Regions from separate parts of the Homo sapiens genome. Here region 2 is linked to region 1. The links are chromatin loops, found by intact Hi-C in ENCODE. Cell type or tissue: PC-3. All regions are shown on one strand. Links, peaks and the distances in the headings refer to the core of each region. The heading gives the core; the rest is flanking DNA.

Region 1 (8,339 bases), core at 209-8,208:
AAGTGAGCTAGTTCCACTGTCTGCTTTCCACATTACCAAAGTCAGGCTTTCTCAGTTAGGAGTTGAGTTCTTTTTGAATTGCCTTCACCACTGCCAGTGATAATGAAAATGGTAATGTCTATTTGACACTCCCCTTCCTGGTCCCAGTAGGTCTAATTCTGAAATTGTTTACTGAAATGAAATAGTACAAATTCAGGGTGGATATCTGAGTTTCTTTTCTCACACTTGAAAGTTTGAGTAAAAAAAAAAAAAAGTTTTTTTTTTGTTTTTTTTTTTAACTCCGTCAAGCAATAGATTTTTATATCTGTTGCCAGCGTAGCTACCAATGACAGATAACTGAGGTTTTGTCCCATAGCACGGAAAACTATTTGGTTGGGGAGTGGGAAGATATAAATAATGATAAAAGGACTGACATTTAAGACAAAACATGATGGTACTTTTCAAACATATACAAAAGTAGAATGAATAGTGTAAAGAACTTGAGGTACCTATCCCCCCACATCTACAATTATCTACCCATTATCCTCTCCCTTGAGAAGCAATTTGAAGTATATTAACATGTGGGCAGCTCATGTTTCCTTCAGCTGCCAGGGAATGCCTGAACTTGGCAAGAATAATTTGTTCCTGCTAACGGGGACATGTGTGGTTAGTATCACCTATTAATGAGCCACATCATTACTTACAAAGCTGATTGGGGCTCCTTTCTTGATATGGGCTTTGAGTGTCTCAATTGAAGATTAAAATTTTCTCCTTTTCTCCCCAGCCCCTAAGGATCTATCTACCTGAGGCCCAGGGCTGTATTAAATAAGTTAAAAGAGGCTTTTTTTTTTTTTCTCTCCTGACCCAAGAGAGTCAAACCAATGAAAAGGGATTTTGAGGTTTAGATGAGAGTGATCATTATTACTCTCATTATTGCTCTTAATTGTTTAAGGGTCAGAGGTCTTTTTGAGGGATCTGGGACCTAAGATTGGTCTAGAATTAAGTAAAAAGCAGTTTATTTTTGAGTTGAGTTGGCACTAAAAGGCTTTAGAATTAGCATTTCAAATGCAGCCCTTTTCACATTTTTCCATAAATATGTTTCTTTTGTGATGACAAGTTAGGCCTTTTCCCACTGACCAGTGTAATGATGGAAGAGTTCAAGGACCTTGTCCTACGAAAGATGAAGACCTATGTTCATTCTTGGATAGCTTATTTTTGCAACTGTGGGCAGAGCAAGGTGTGGGTATAGGTCAAGGTAGGGAAGAGTTCGGGAGTGGGAGAAAGGTTGGGGGGCAGCTTCTGTGTGGTTACCTGAGGTTCCGGCCCACGTGCAGGTGGATGAATCCAGATTTCTGACCCTAAGCTCAAACAGGGAAGAGCAAACAGCTCAAACAGCTTTCTAAAGCTCAAACAGGGAAGAGCAAAGCCTTTTTCAGAATCGCAGAACTGACAGGGCTGGTGTGAGCATTCAGTGCCCACACTGGACCTACGAAGTCTCACAGGGTGTAGTTCCTGACGTTAGGCTACATCCCCCATCTTCTACTACAATCTAGCGCCCAGTTTTTCTATCAGTTCCTTCAAGTACCAAGCCTCCCCTTTATACCCCTGACCCTGGGGCATTTTGCATATGTTGATCCCTGTGATCACTCTCTTCTCATATTTTGGGTCTCAGTTTAAATGTCACTGCCCTAGAGAGTCCATCTTTAACCACTGCCCTTATCTAAATTATACATCCCTCCCCCGCCACTACCACCCACATTCTTCATGCTCATAGCATTCTATTATTTTCCTTCAAAGAACATCTTTTAGTTATGATCATATATATTGATGTGTGTTTTTATTTTTAAATTTCATCTGCTCCACAAAACCACAGGCTTTCTGAGGATACGGATCATACTGACTCATTCACTATTTAGAGCAGTGCCTGACCCAGAGTAGGCATTCAATGAATACTTGGTCAATGAATAAATGAGTGTAAAGAACAAATAAATGAAAAAACTGCTAAGGAGAATTGTAACATTAGCGAGGGTGGGGCGGATTGAAGGGTTGGGGTGCAGGTTTGTTTGGGTGCAAATTGCTCTTGTACCCAGAACAGACAGGATACATTAGATGTTCCTAATTTGGTGTGTCAAAATAGGACACCTTGTTAGAAGTGTCACAAAAACAGTAGAAGCTCTGGAGCATTGACCATTATGGAGCAGGTTTTGGAAAGGGAATAAAAGTGGCAAAGTAAAGAGTTGATCAAAAGATATTAAATAACAAACTTTGGATTGAGGCCTGAATGTAAAAAATGATACTACTGTGTTCAACCCAGACAGGCTTAATTAAATAGCTGTTGTGCACAAATGAACGGAAACCCAAGGGAAGAGGAACTGTTCACACAAGGGAGCCCTGGAACGTTGGGAAAATGTGGATTGCACCTGCCCCAAACCTGAAAAGACAGGGTTTCAATTACAGGCACCACACAAACTGCTTTTACACAAAATATTTATGCCAGGGTTTTGCTAGGTGCAGAAGATGTTTCTGACTGAAATCTTTGTCCTGACCAGACCTATGGCTGCCCCTAACTCATAAAGCATTATTGAAAATTAGACAGTATGCTGGCAGACATTTTTAAGAGATGGTGAAAGGAGTTAATCAACCAACTATTTATCAAGCACCTCTTTGGAATCTGGAACCATGTTACATATGGTGGAGAATTAAAAATACACATAGGACCCCCTCCATGATCTCAAATTTACTACCTAATTGGTAAATTGAAACCAACTCAGGTTAGAACAACACCAAGAAGTTATTAAATGTTGACCTGAGGCTAAGGGCATGTGTAGTACTTTGAGGGTTAGGAGAGGAAGAATTCATTATGGGTTGAAGAAATTTGATTCTGGGGAATTTGAAGACAGGATTGAACAGATTGGAATCAGCCCTTACTTTTTTCAGGGCAAGAGGCTGGGAGTGAGGGAAAGAGATGTGAGGCAGCTGCTTTGTGTGGCTCCTTGAGGTTCCAGCAGGCATCTCAGGCCAGTGCAGAACCAAGCACACGTGGACATAAATGTTCCGATGACGGGTCCATAAAGGTGTCTGGGACTTTTGGGGATTGCAGTTGCCTTCTTTAAGTACAAAGCAGGGATTTTCAGGGCATGGGGTTATAATTCAATATTCATCTCTCAACTGTAAAGAGTGTCATTCTCTTCTTAAGGATCCAAAGTTTGGATCCTTAAGCACAGAAAAGAGTTTTAAAATTGACATATTATGCAGCACTGCCATCTGCTGGAATTAGCAAGAACACTTCCCAGGAGTAGGGGAATCTCCAATTGTTCAACTCCCCAAGGCCTACCTTAAAGGCACAAACATTAAAGTTTGTCATTGTTTCCTCCTCTTCCAACTCCCCCTTGCTCGTTACCCATCCCACATTTATCCTGTTCCTCTTGCAAGTATAAACACGGGGATAAAGATGCTGTGTTGCAGTTTTCAGCTTTTGGTTACCTATATCAGTTCTGTAACATAGAGTATCAAAGTTAATATGAATGATGATTTTGACTGGCTTGACTAGGGATAGCCATTGGTAAAACATAACGTAAAAAAAATTTGAAGTCCTCTGCCTTTCTCTGGAACCCAGATTGTCAGCCTTCCATTCTTGTTCCCACTGTGACCCCTACTAATGTGTTAATTTATTTGATGTGAGTTGATAAAGGAGTTAAAGTGTGAGACACAGAATCTCAAAGTTATACCAGAAGCCAAATGTTAGAAAATGTTGAAACCAAATGATACAGAAGAATGGATTCCATGTCAATTTGAAAACATAAAATATCGGATTATACTGTACAGCAAATATGACAAAGTGATTAAATTTACTTTAAATGTGTAGTGCATGTGAAATCGTGGGGATTCTATTTATTTATAACTGAAATTGCTTTCAAAGGAGAGTGGATCATGTTAAAATGAAAGTTCTTATGTAGAACTAAGAACTAAGCAACTCATAGTTGGGTTTGTGACTGAGTATGAGGATAAGAGTTAGAACTGAATTGCTCTGTTTAAGAAAAATGGAGGAACGGTTTTGAAGGGAGAAGAGACACAGGGAAACAGGCAAAGCTCAGAATCACAGAAAGAGGCAGGCATATCAATAAATGGTTGGGGATCTTTCCTTCTTTTCTTCTTTCTTTGCTCCCTCCATTCCTCTTTTTTGTTTCCTGTCTCCCCTCTCCCAATATCCCTCCCTCTCACTTCTCTCCCTTTTTCTTTCTGAAAAACAGAGATTACCTAATATTAACTTTAAAGTTGTAGATTCTTCTGTCTCCTAAGATCTTCTCAATAAAGGGTTTTTATATAGAAATGACCTGTAAGTGATTTTAGTTTTGGTGTTTTGGTTTTTATATTTGTTGTTGTTTGTTTGCTTTGGTGAGATTTGCTGGAGTTGATGTGGTATGGAAAGGAAAAGCATGTGAAGAGAGATGAAGTTACTCTTGAACAAAATTAATATTTAATAGAATTAGGGACTCGCAGCCACATTCCAAAGTCCATGGCCTGGAGGCTCAAGGCAAACTCAGGGGATGTTAAAGCGCAGGTGACCCCAGCCCTAGTTGTTACACGTGTTCCAGCGCCCTCCACCCCTCCCCATCCCCTCCCCGCCCCTTCCCTTTCCTTTTTAAATTGACAAATAAAAATCATGTATATTTATCATGTACAACATGATGTTTTAAAATATGTATACATTGTGGAATGGCCATATCAAACTATCTCCTTGCCTTCTTATTTTGCTCTCCACACTGGGTGAGGGTCTGATGCTGGTTGGTGTGTGCACAAGGGATATATCCTTCCTTCCAAGGACAAAGGACTGGGTACGTGTTCTGGCTTCTAATTGTTTACTGGTTCTTCAGTCTTCCAAAATATGTGGCTTCCTTTTTTTGAGGAATTTATTCCAAATCTTTGAATTCCAAAATCCAATTCTGGAAACAAACCCTCACTTAGATGGAGTCCGTCAGTTTCTTAGGTCATTCTCCCTGAGGTTTCAGAACAGCTTTTAATCCCAGCATCAAGAGGCAGCTAATGTACATAAATAGTTCCCTTTCCTAGTTCCTTCCAGGGAATTTCGGGGTTCTGTGTACAATAGTGTCTGGTGACCTATGATTGTAGAATGTGGGCTTGGTGTGATCCTCTAGAATCTCTCTCCTCTGGTCTGTAAAGATTTGGTCCTATCTTCCCATATCCTTCATTCCAAATTTTAAGACTATTTAGAAAGTATTATATAGTAGTTAAGTGCTAGATTCTAGAACCAGACACCCAGAGTTTGAATCCTTTTCCCACCTCTTATTAGGTATGCGACCTTGGGCTTGCTTAATGTGTCTAAATCCTAATTACTCATGTGCGAAAGGAAAGAATAAAAATGCCTATTTTAGGGGGGTTTGTAAGGATTTTACAAGATTACTACATGCCCTGCACTTAGAACAGCACCCGGCAGATATTGTGTACTATGTAAGAGTTAGCTATAACTATCATTGCATCACCGGAGTCAAGAACGCTAGTGTTCTATGTTAAGTGTTCAATCCAAGTGGCCTCAGTCTATGCTTGCCCTTCAGAGTTTGTTGTCTGTGAGGCACCTGTGTGCTCCCATTGAGGCATGGCTTTCCCAAAGCTTATTCATGTCACCTTCATTATTTCTTTAGTTACTCAGCTAGGTGCCATCATGAAAGGAGGTATTGAGAAATCCAGTTCATCACTTACAGAGGAACCCCTCAGTTCAGACAGTTTTGGGAATATATACATGGCATTTCTAGTACATTTCTAGTAATTAGATGCTGTTTTATTCCTCAAAGTGAAATACAAAATGTTGAATGAACAAATTCAACTTAGTAAATATGAAGTTTCCGAAGAAGGGGGTAGTTGTGTTTGGGGTGGGATCCAGTGTGTGTGGCTTGATCTTAGGAAAAGAGAAAGCTAAAGAAGAAGAAACCACATCCCAGTGAGGCAGGGAACTTTGGCTCAGAAGAGAAGTAGAGAGGAATGCGGAGGCTGGAGTCCTGGGAGAAAAGGGGATGTACAAGCAGAAAGAGAGGGGATGTATGAGCAGAAAGCTAAGTGATAAACTTGTTTTAAATATACACTTGCTATGTTGTTCTGAAGGGATAGAAAGAGGAAGAAAGTTAGTTTTGTGAGAAGGGGCTATCCCAATCTGTGATGGTACGTTTTATAATGTTATTTTTTGATCTGTTTAATATAGACTTTATCTATTGGTTTTCTGCTATGTTGTTAGGATTTAATTAACTGAATTTAAAGAACTCTTCTCATCCCACAACTCAATTTTTACTTAATTTGTTTTATAAGTTATACTAACATATTTAATTCTTACTCCATAAAACCTTAACTGTATCTTTTGAGTCTCTATTCTTCTGCTATGGTTTGAATGTTTTTGTCTCCTCCAAATTCATAGATTGGAAGCTTAATCTCCAATGCAACAGTATTGAGAGGTGAGGCCTAAGGAGAGATGTTCCTGAGGGCTCTGCCCACATGACTAGACTAATGGTCTTATGAAAAGGGCTTGCAGGAGTGAGTTCTTGCTCTCTTCTGCTCTTCTGCCATGTGAGGAACAGAGTTCCTCCCTTCCAGAGGGTGCAGCATTCAAGGTGACATCTTGGAAGCAGAGACCAGGCCCTCACCAGACACCAAACCTGCCAGCTCCTTGATCTTGAACTTCCAGTCTCCAGAACTGTGAGAAATAAATTTCTGCTTGTTAAAATTACTCAGTCTTAGGTATTCTATTATAGCGGCACACCAGAAACTAAGACAATTTCCCTTACCTCTCTTCCCCATTCTCTTTTCCAAATCAAATATTATAACATTGGAAAGATTTATTTCTTTATTTATTAGACAGAGTCTCACTCTTGTCGCCCAGGTTGGAGGAGTGCAATGATGTGATCTTGGCTCACTGCAACCTCTGCCTCTTGGGTTCAAGTGATTCATGTGCCTCAGCCTCCCAAGTAGCTGGGATTACAGGTAGGTGCCACCATGCCTACCTAAGTTTTGTAATTTTAGTAGAGATGGGGTTTTGCCATGTCGGCCAGACTGGTCTTGAACTCCTGCCTCAAGCAACCTGTCCGCCTTAGCCTCACAAAGTGCTGGGATTACAGGCATGCGTCACCACATCCAGCCATGTTTTGTTCTTTAATCATAATTACTCATCCAGAAAGTTGAAGAACAATAAATGACATTTATATTATGTAAACATTATTCACCTACTGCCAATTAGAGTCCTCTAATTAAATTTCTTTCACTAGATGTGTCAGTTTGATCCAAGATGGGATGTTGAACATGCAAGAAATGTAATGGAAACACCTCTGAGAAAAAACGGGAAGAGAGCAGACAGAGGCTGGGAGAGCCATCCAACTGTGATGCAGGTCTGACCCCATATGTAGGAGAGACAGAAGGAATAAAAGTTGGGTAAAAACATCTTAGATTACAGTATTGTTTTAAGGAATATTTGGCAAGGCTGGTGGGGAGTCCTTGAGTTTAAATTGCTCATCAGAGGAGTACTGCATCTCTCAGGAGAGGACATGACTTAGTAACCTTGCCACACTGGGAAGCATGGCCTCAGTGTAAATGTAGTGATAGATTTCAATGTGTAGAGATGGGACCTTCAGACAATTATAATCCTTGTAGCTAGAGATCTGAGAGGTGCTTCTCATTGCTACCACATTAGGGTTACAATGTTATTACACTTGAACTACTCAAAGGAGACTGTTCTAATTGTCAAGGCCAAATGGATTTTCATTTCTTGTAATTCACCAATTATATAAAAACATGCCACATTGTTTTATAGGTCTGTCATGTTCCTTAATCTCAGTAATGAACATATTCCATAAAGGGACTATCCTTGGGCCTGCCTGTGTTGTAGGTGATGTCACATAAGCATAGTCACATCATGGCCAGATAAACTCTGTCAATTGAGTTTGACAGACTCCAACAAATGGAGTTTGTTGCCTCCAACAAATGATTATCGGTAGAAACTGTAAAATGGGCATGAGTGCTACTGAACCAGCAGCCAGGAGAAAGAAATTATGGTCCACAAATTAGTTGTGAAACCTTAAGTCATATCACCAGTCCTGGTCTCAATCTTCATATCAATAAAGTTGGTTGGAGTAGGGATTTTCTCAAGGTCCTCCTGATTTTAAAGTTCTGTGTTGTCTACAAGGTTGTTCCTGAACTGAAGTAATCGGCATCGTTGACTCAATCTAGAAAGGAATAGTAACAGCTTATATTGCTTTTGAAACTGGCTGATAGCATGTGATCAACAGGTAAGACTATTTCTGCACCCAGAGAGGAAGCAAATATCTTTAAGAGCTCCATGACTGGGAAACCAGTTTTTCTGC
Region 2 (8,339 bases), core at 61-8,060, 130 kb before region 1:
TGCCAAACTCTTCACTGTGGCTGAATGATTGAGTTGGCCTTCAATCATTCTTCCTTGAAAATCCATAATGAAGTCAAGCAATGTAAATACAGTGTGAAAAGTTTTCTGTAAATCTCTAACAGATTTTTATCAAATAATTTTTTTAAGTGTACCATAAGCTGTTCCTCATTTACATTTTTCTGACTTACAGCTTGGTGTAGTTTGGGATTTAGAGAGACTAAATTAAAATCCTGGGTCTAGGTGGTGACATATGCTATTTAACCTGCCCAATTTTATTTTTCTTACATTTAAAGATGGGAATAATAACATCTAATTTGTAGGGTTGTTGGAAGATAATGAATAGTAACCAACAACCGCCTAATTCAGTGCATTGCCTGGCATCTAGTGACCCTTCAGGATTGCTAGTAGGTATCATGTGCAAGTATGCTAAGGGGGTACTAAAATCTGACTTGGCGTTTTTATGAGTGATTGCCAATGCTATTTATTCATTCAGTAAACATTTCCTAATTATCTGTTGTGTCTATATAAGTATTTAAGTACTATGGATACCGAGACAGAAAGAAAAAGCTTTCTTGTCCTCAAGAGGCTTGCTGTCTGGTGGGCAAGGTAGAGAAGTAAAGCACCAGCTACAATGCAATGCAATAGACACTAGGATAGGGTTGTGCATAGGGTGACAAGGTGCTACGAGGGCATGCTTGTCTAATCAGGATGGGGGGCAGTTTTCCAGAGAAGGCCATAATTAAGCTTGACTTGAAGTATAAAAGGAGTCCGCTTAGGTAGACAGAGATGGCGTGGAAGGGTGAAGAACACAATCTATTTGGAGAACTGTAAAAGGTTCTATATGTAGGTATTACAGGAGTTATTAAGAAATTATTTTAGGCAGCTAGAGAGGGTAAAAGAGTCCTCAGTAAGTCTTTTTCGTTTAATAAAAAAGCGGTCCCCCAAATATTTATTATCTAACAGAAAGCAGCCTGAAAAACCAGACCTGCAAGTATTGATATGCAAATGCAGATGGTTAAGAGTCAGGTCCAGCCAATATGGCGGTTCCTGCTACTTTTTCTTTGTTGCCACGTGTACAGGTGTCATGGCGACCAGCCAGGTAGCCGCATTTGCATAATAAAAGGCTAGGGTGGGAGGGCCAGTTTTTTTGGGGGGGCTACCTGAATGACACACGTGGTTAAACCAATCCCCTGTGCCCTATGCTAATTAGACACCACCTCCTCCAGCCTCCCAATATAAACCACTGCTTTCCTCTGCACGCGGGTTTTCGGTTCAGAGCCCTCCTCCCTCTGTACGGGGAGCTATTCTCTCCTTTCTTGCCTATTAAACTTTCTACCCCTTAATCCACTCCACGTGTGTCCACGTCGCTAATTTTCACCACACGAGATAAAGGACACCGCAACTGAGCGGTGTAATAGGGAGTAACATTGCCTTGGGCAGCTGTAGGAGACGACCCCAAGAGATAGTTTCAGCAGACATCATTATCTGGGTTAGCTGTTGCCCTTGCTCTAATTCCACTTCTTTTTTTGAGTAGAATTTGAACTTCTGCCCTAGTTCATCTGTTCCAGTCGCATCAGCCTCCTTGTGTTTCCTCAAGTATACCAAGCACACTCCAAACTCAGGGTGCCTTCATTTTGCCCCTTTCTCCTTTTCCGTGCTTTCCCTCCAGATGACCACAGCCACACTCCCCTGCCTCCTTCAGGTTGCTGCGTGAATGCCACGACCCGGACCACACACTATTTTTTTTTTTTTTTTGAGACAGAGTCTCGCTCTGTCGCCCAGGCTGGAGTGCAGTGGCACAATCTCAGCTCACTGCAACCTCTGCCTCCAAAATTCAAGCGATTCTCCTGCCCAGCCTCCTGAGTAGCTGGGATTACAGGCGCCTGCCACCATGCCCAGCTAATTTTTGGATTTTTCGTAGAGATGAGGTTTCACCATGTTGGCCAGACTGGTTTCAAACTCCTGACCTCAAGTGATCCGCTTGCCTCAGCCTCCCAAAGTGCTGGGATTACAGGCATGAGCCACTGTGCCTGGCCGTGGACTACATTCTTTTTTTTTTTTTTTTTGAGGTGGAGTCACGCCCTGTCACCCAGGCTGGAGTGCAGTGGTATGATCTCAGCTCACTGCAACCTCCACCTCCCTAGTTCAAGCGAGTCTCCTGCCTCAGCCTCCCGAGTAGATGGGACTACAGGCATGTGCCACCACACCCAGCTAATTTTTGTATTTTTAGTAGAGATGGGGTTTCACCATGTTTTCCAGGCTGGTCTCGAACTCCTGGCCTCAGGTAATCTGCCTGCCTTGGCCTCCCGAAGCGCTGGGGTTACAGAGGTGAGCCACTGCGCCCGGCCCCGGACCACACTCTTAATCACACTGCCTTGTCCCTCTCCCAGTCCCTGCTGTGTTTCCCCATAGCACTTATCTCCAACTGACACATAGTGTATTTCACTCCTTATTTACTTGTTGTCTGTCTCTGCCATTGCATACTCTTGATGGGAACAGGGCCTAACATACAGTGGGCAACTCATATAGACTTATTTTTAAATGAGTATATCACGTCATTGCTGTTAATTTGAATTTATTATGAAACATTTTGTTGAATGATAGTTCTATTCATATTTAACTTCTATCTTTTTGTTGCTGTTGTAAGAGCTAAAAACATTCAGAGTTCATACCTAACCTTCTTATACATGCTTAAGCAGCAAGCATTATGATCAAAATAATTTAAGTTGACCGTAGGAGGTGATGATAGCGAAATCTAAAATAAATTCTTTATTTTTTATTCACACATTCCTCATATTTAAGAAACACTGCTATAGTATTGTAGGTTGTTATTTTTGGGAAAACCCACCTCAGCCTTTTTTTCTATTCTCTCACTCACAACATCATCACAGAAGACGTCTGTGACCAAATATGTGTGAGTTTCTTCCCACACACCAAGAAGCAATCATTTCTGCAGTGGACATCAGCTGGGTATCTTCCAATTCAGTTCTGACAGTATCCACCTGGAGATAACATCAGATCCCACAGATTGAGGGCTCAATCCCCAAGACCATCCCCTCCTCCCACCAGTTGAAAGTTCCAGCCTCCAGAACTTCTGACCAATCAGCTTCAAGTTGGGGTTTCTATGAAACCTCTCGTTGAGTTAAGTTAATTTGCTAGAGTGGCTCACAAAATGCAGGAAAAGACTTACTTACATTTGCAGGTTTAGTATAAAGGATATGAAGGATTCAGATGAAGAGATGCATAAGGCAAGGTATGGGAGAAGAGAGGCAGCCTTGATAAACCACCAGTCAGGAACTTCTATTTGTTCAGCTCCCTGGAAGCTCTCCAAACCCTGTCCTCTTGGGTCTTTATGGAGACCTCATTGGATAGGCATGACTGAAAATGGACAACCTGTTAAAATGCGATTGGACAAAGGGTATGATCTAATACTAACAGACTGAGTGGGGTAACCCAGCAGGGACTGTCTGTTCAGATTCTTCTTGGTCTCTCTGTGCACCATGCCTTCCTCCATGGTATGGGGCAGGAACCCTTCTGAAATGGAGGTGTTCTGACCTATGATCAGACAAGGTAGGTCAGAAACCAGCTCCAGAAACCAGGAAAAAGTTCCTGCCTTGGGGAGAGAAAGAAATAGGTGAAAGGAGGGCAGAAAAGGTAAGAGAGAAAAAAAGAAATTCTGTTTTCTGAGGCCTGCTTCTGAAGCCTAAAGCACCCTAACATTGTAACAAGGGCTATGGGAGTCATGAGCTAGGAACCGTGGATAACCTAGATAGACAAACAGACAGAGAGATAGAGAGATAGATTGATAGATAGAGATAGAGATATGTATAATAATATTGCAGTCGTTTTCTTCCCCCCTTTTTGTTTCAGTTAGTAAAGTGGTCAGGAGTGGTTGAGTCACACAGTTCCCTCACCTACTAGCTGTGTGATCTTCTGCAAATTATTTATCAATGGAGTACCCACCCATAGCTTTTGAGAGCATGAATTGAAAGCGAGGAAGCATAAAAAGTGCTTAGCACAGTGCCTGGGTAGAAAGCTGTCAATACATTGATCTATGTGATGCTGACCATCTTGGGAGGCCAGAGATAAAGCTGAATAATTTTCAAAGCACTAAATTTTTTCCTCCAAGTTACTGCAGCTTGAAATTCTGTGTTTGATAATTTAACTGATGGCTGTTTTATCTCCTGAGATTGCAGGAGCCCTGCCTGTTTTGCTCGTTGTTGCCTCACTAGCCCATACCAGAGTGCAGGGTGCGCTGTAAGCCGTGACCGCATCACAGATCATCAGCATGCAGAGGTAATGTAAGTTCCAATAGTAAACACAAGGGAGTAGTGTTCTCCCACCTGTCCTCACACTGGTTCAATTCAGAAACTTGATTTTTCTGGAAGTGCATTATTTAAATGTAGTCTTAGGAAAGCAGGCTCAGTCTTACTCTTTCTTCTTCCCTACTGCATGGAATATATATATATATATATATATGTATATATGTGTGTATATACGTATATATGTGTATATATACATATCTGTATATATATGTATATATGTGTATATATACATATCTGTATATATATGTATATATGTGTATATATACATATATACATATACATATACGTATATGTATATATACGTATATACATACATACGTATATATACACATATATACATATATATACGTATATACGTATATATACGTATATATACACATATATATATTATCCTTTCTGTAGAAATAAACATGAAACCCAAAAGCCTAACTGTGTTTGTACCCAGCACGTGTTAATAGAAAGTTTAAACAACAAAACATTTAAACCAATGCAATTTAAGCTCATTATCCCTGTCTATTGGGTAACATAAGACAAAATTATATTGTAGGTAACTGTGCCTGCGTGCCTGTAGTGCCTGCTACTCAACAGGTTGAGTAGCAGGAGGATTGCTTGAGCCCAAGAATTTGAGTTCAGCCTCAGCAATATAGCAAGATCCACTATCTTGAAAAAAAAAAGAAGATATTGTGTCCTCTTAAATACTAATTTGCTTTGTTAATCACGATGGGCCCTTTCCAAAGGTAATTGCTAATCCTGAAGACTTCATTCTACAAATATTTACTGGATGCTTTCTAGGTGCTAGGGGCTTATCTGGGTGCTAGAAATTTAAGTGAGGAAGACAGACAAGGGTTAGGTATGGACAACCAGTGTTTCTACTGGGGGATATTCTGCCAGGACAGGGGTAGGAAAATACCTGCTTGCGGAGCCTCAACACCCTTGGAATATTATCTTAGAAATGTTTAGCTTTATGAAGATGAAAGGGGACTTAGACATTATCTAGTGGAAATTCAGATGGCTAGAGGGCTAGAGGGGCCAGATAGCTAACATAAATAAGTAAAGTAGGCCAGCTGGGGCCTGCTGTTGAGCAAAGAGCAGGTATCCAATGTAAAGGTTGCTCCCATCTCATCAGCTCAGGCTACAGTTTTCTTCTTTCTCTCTCTCTAACAACCAAAAGTAAGACCGTTTCCCCACAACACACACATACATATGTCATCTAAAAGTCAACAAACAGAAAGAGCAGCTCTGGGAAAGGTGGATTCAGAGGTGGCAAAGCAAACACTTTGTCCTCCATCTCCCCACAACCTCAAATATTTTAAAAAACAAACCTGTTCAACCCAAATTGTGATAAATATTAAACAACACAAGATAATAACATGATCAACAACTAAAGTGATGATGTAGATGAGGTCTCCTGTCCTGTTTCCTCAAAAGGTTTTCTCGGCCATTAAAAGAGCTTCCCTCTCTAGATCTGGTTCCTTTAAATCTCCTGGTAGATTTCACCAGAAGCAGGGTCTTCAGGTGCTATCAGAAGGGAATTGAGGTGGGTTAGTTATGCCTTCCTGGCTTCTCATTTGTGAATGTGAGAAGAATGTGCAACTGAGGCAGGCACTCTCTGAGGCCAGATTTTTCTAGGGAAGTCAGGTGTTGATTTTTCAAGAGAAGCCAGAAATCTGGAGTTTTTTGAGAACTTTCCCATTTTCTTTCTTTCTTTCCTTCCTTCCTTCCTTCCTTCCTTCCTTCCTTCCTTCCTTCCTTCTTTCTTTCTTTCTTTCTTTCTTTCTTTCTTTCTTTCTTTCTTTCTTTCTTTCTTTCTTTCTTTCTTCCTTTCTCTCTTTCTTTCTCTCTTTCTTTCTTTCTTTTTGAGATGGAGTCTCGCTCTGTTGCCCAGGCTGGAGTGCAGTGGCATGATCTTGACTCACTGCAACTTCTGCCTCCCGGGTTCAAGCTATTCTCTGCCTCAGCCTCCCAAGTAGCTGCGATTACAGGCACCTGCCACCACGCCTGGCTAATTGTTTTGTATTTTTAGTAGAGACAGGGTTTCACTGTGTTGGCCAGGCTGGTCTTGAACTCCTGACCTCCTGGTCCACCCAAAGTGCTGAGATTACAGGCGTGAGCCACCGCACCTGGCCAATTTGTGATAATTTTCAAAGTGCTGTGAGGGCCAATCCAAGCTGATCTGAGAATTAAATTTGTCCCATTGTTGAGCAGTTCACTCCCTAACCTAATGCAATCGCCTAATTTTACAGATAAGGTAATGACTCAGAGCAGCTAACAACTTGTCCAATATTGTCACAAAGTCTGCATTCTTTTCATTGAGTCATCAAGTAGCTACAAAATGTGGAGAAAATGCCTGCGAACTATTAAGACAACTACTGTCAACTTTAAACAATTTAGTATTGAAATGAGTCATGCTAGTTGGCAATATTTGTGCTGAGATGATTTAATAGCCTGTGATTTATATGAACAAAGAGTGTAGTACCTAATGTGCAAAATGTTGATTGTCAGAGAGGGGCTAATGAGAAGACAAAAAATGTACCACTCTGACTGTAATGGATTACAAGATGGTGCTATCAAAGGTGAATAAGTAACTATAAACACAACAGTCTACTGGAAAACAGCTGCAGGGTAACACCACAAGAAATTCTGAGCAAGTCAGACATTCTGTTATTTCCCAAATCTAATAAAAGATATGCATACGGATTTTACTATTAAATTAAGAAAAAATGATTCAATATCACAGAAAACATAATAGGCATGCGGGTGTGGTGAAGGAGTAGAGACGGGGTTTCACCCTATTGGCCAGGCTGGTCTCAAACTCCTGACCTTGTGATCCACCCACCTCAGCCTCCCAAAGTGGACAGAGGGACGGAGGTACATTCAAGAGAATTCAGCTGGGGCTTCAAATTCTGAGTCCAATGCATTTCAATGGTCATTTTTTGGAACTTGGGAATAAAAACATTTTGGTAGCATTTAAGAAAGTACCATTTCTTTGATTGTTCATTACACGTGGCTAATTCCGGTGTAAAACTGACACTCCGAGAGGAAAGCCAAGTGCGGATGTCACCATCTGGTTTTGCTAAGTCTTAGTTCGCATCTCACTTACTCTCTCCAGATTCTGTTAGGGCAGGGCCGATTATCCATTTTGTTCATTATCATACTCCCAACTTACTTCCTGGCACTCAGAAGGCTCTCAATAACTGTTTAGTTGAGTTGAATTGGCTTAGCTGGAATTGAAGAGCCAGAAGCAATTGGAAGGGACCTTAGAGCTAATTCTCATCATCCACAATCACTCACACCCCTCCTAGTACCATACGTTTCCCCCTCTCACACGTCCACCTCAATTCATGGAGAAATGCAATGTGCTGTTGTGCCATAGTCAGCAAGCAGCCAAATCTAATTCAGTGCTACCACCCTAGATTCTCTCCAGATGATGCCTAACTCCAAAATAGATTGTCATAATGTTCTTGGCCAGAAGCCTATAATTTTTAAATGAGATTACATGGGATTTATTTAAGCTTTAATATAACTATAATAAGTATTAATAACACATGCTTTATAATCTGTTTTCTGTTTCTTGTGATATCTTTGTACTTACAAATCAACATTAATACATCTCTCTTTGGCCAGGCGTGAGTGGCTCACGCCTGTAATCCCAGGACTTTGGGAGGCCAAGGTGGGAAGATCAAAAGGTCAGGAGTTCAAGACCAGCCCGGCCAATATGGTGAAACCCTGTCTCTACTAAAAATACAAAAATTAGCCAGGTGTAGTGGCACGCACCTGTAGTCCTAGCTACTCAGGAGGCTGAGGCAGGAGAATCACTTGAACCTGGGAAGTGGAGGTTGCAGTGAGCTGAGATCACACCACTGCGCTCCAGCCTGGACGACAGGGCGAGACTCTGTCTCAAAAAATTAAAAATAAATAAATAAATAGATCTCTCTTCAAAAGGGCAAAACAACCTTTTAGCTTTTGTATTAGTTTGTTTTCATGCTGCTGATAAAGACATACCTGAGACTGAGA

What was found. Hi-C counts contacts between places; a loop is a spot of excess contacts. Peaks named below come from ENCODE experiments on the same cell type or tissue, not always from the same donor. Only the 100,000 strongest peaks of a DNase experiment are listed, where the experiment ranks them.
Region 2: a loop joins it to region 1, with 8 times the contacts of the local background. A loop is called at or near these places in 108 of 110 quality-filtered maps.

Annotation. Positions count from the first base shown.
Region 1 is chr10:89,421,347-89,429,685 of GRCh38, reverse strand. No RefSeq gene overlaps it. Among named protein-coding and RNA genes, the nearest start is that of IFIT5, 11 kb to the right of the region's middle. RefSeq lists an enhancer at 6,472-7,671. In PC-3, for the core only: CTCF peaks have their summits at 3,044 and 3,248 (motif pointing left); DNase peaks (open chromatin) are centred at 1,895 and 3,245; H3K27ac peaks cover 495 bases.
Region 2 is chr10:89,551,839-89,560,177 of GRCh38, reverse strand. It overlaps a transcript of SLC16A12 not described here. Among named protein-coding and RNA genes, the nearest start is that of SLC16A12, 20 kb to the right of the region's middle. RefSeq lists an enhancer at 785-1,309. In PC-3, for the core only: a CTCF peak has its summit at 4,285; DNase peaks (open chromatin) are centred at 5,547 and 6,647; H3K27ac peaks cover 2,461 bases.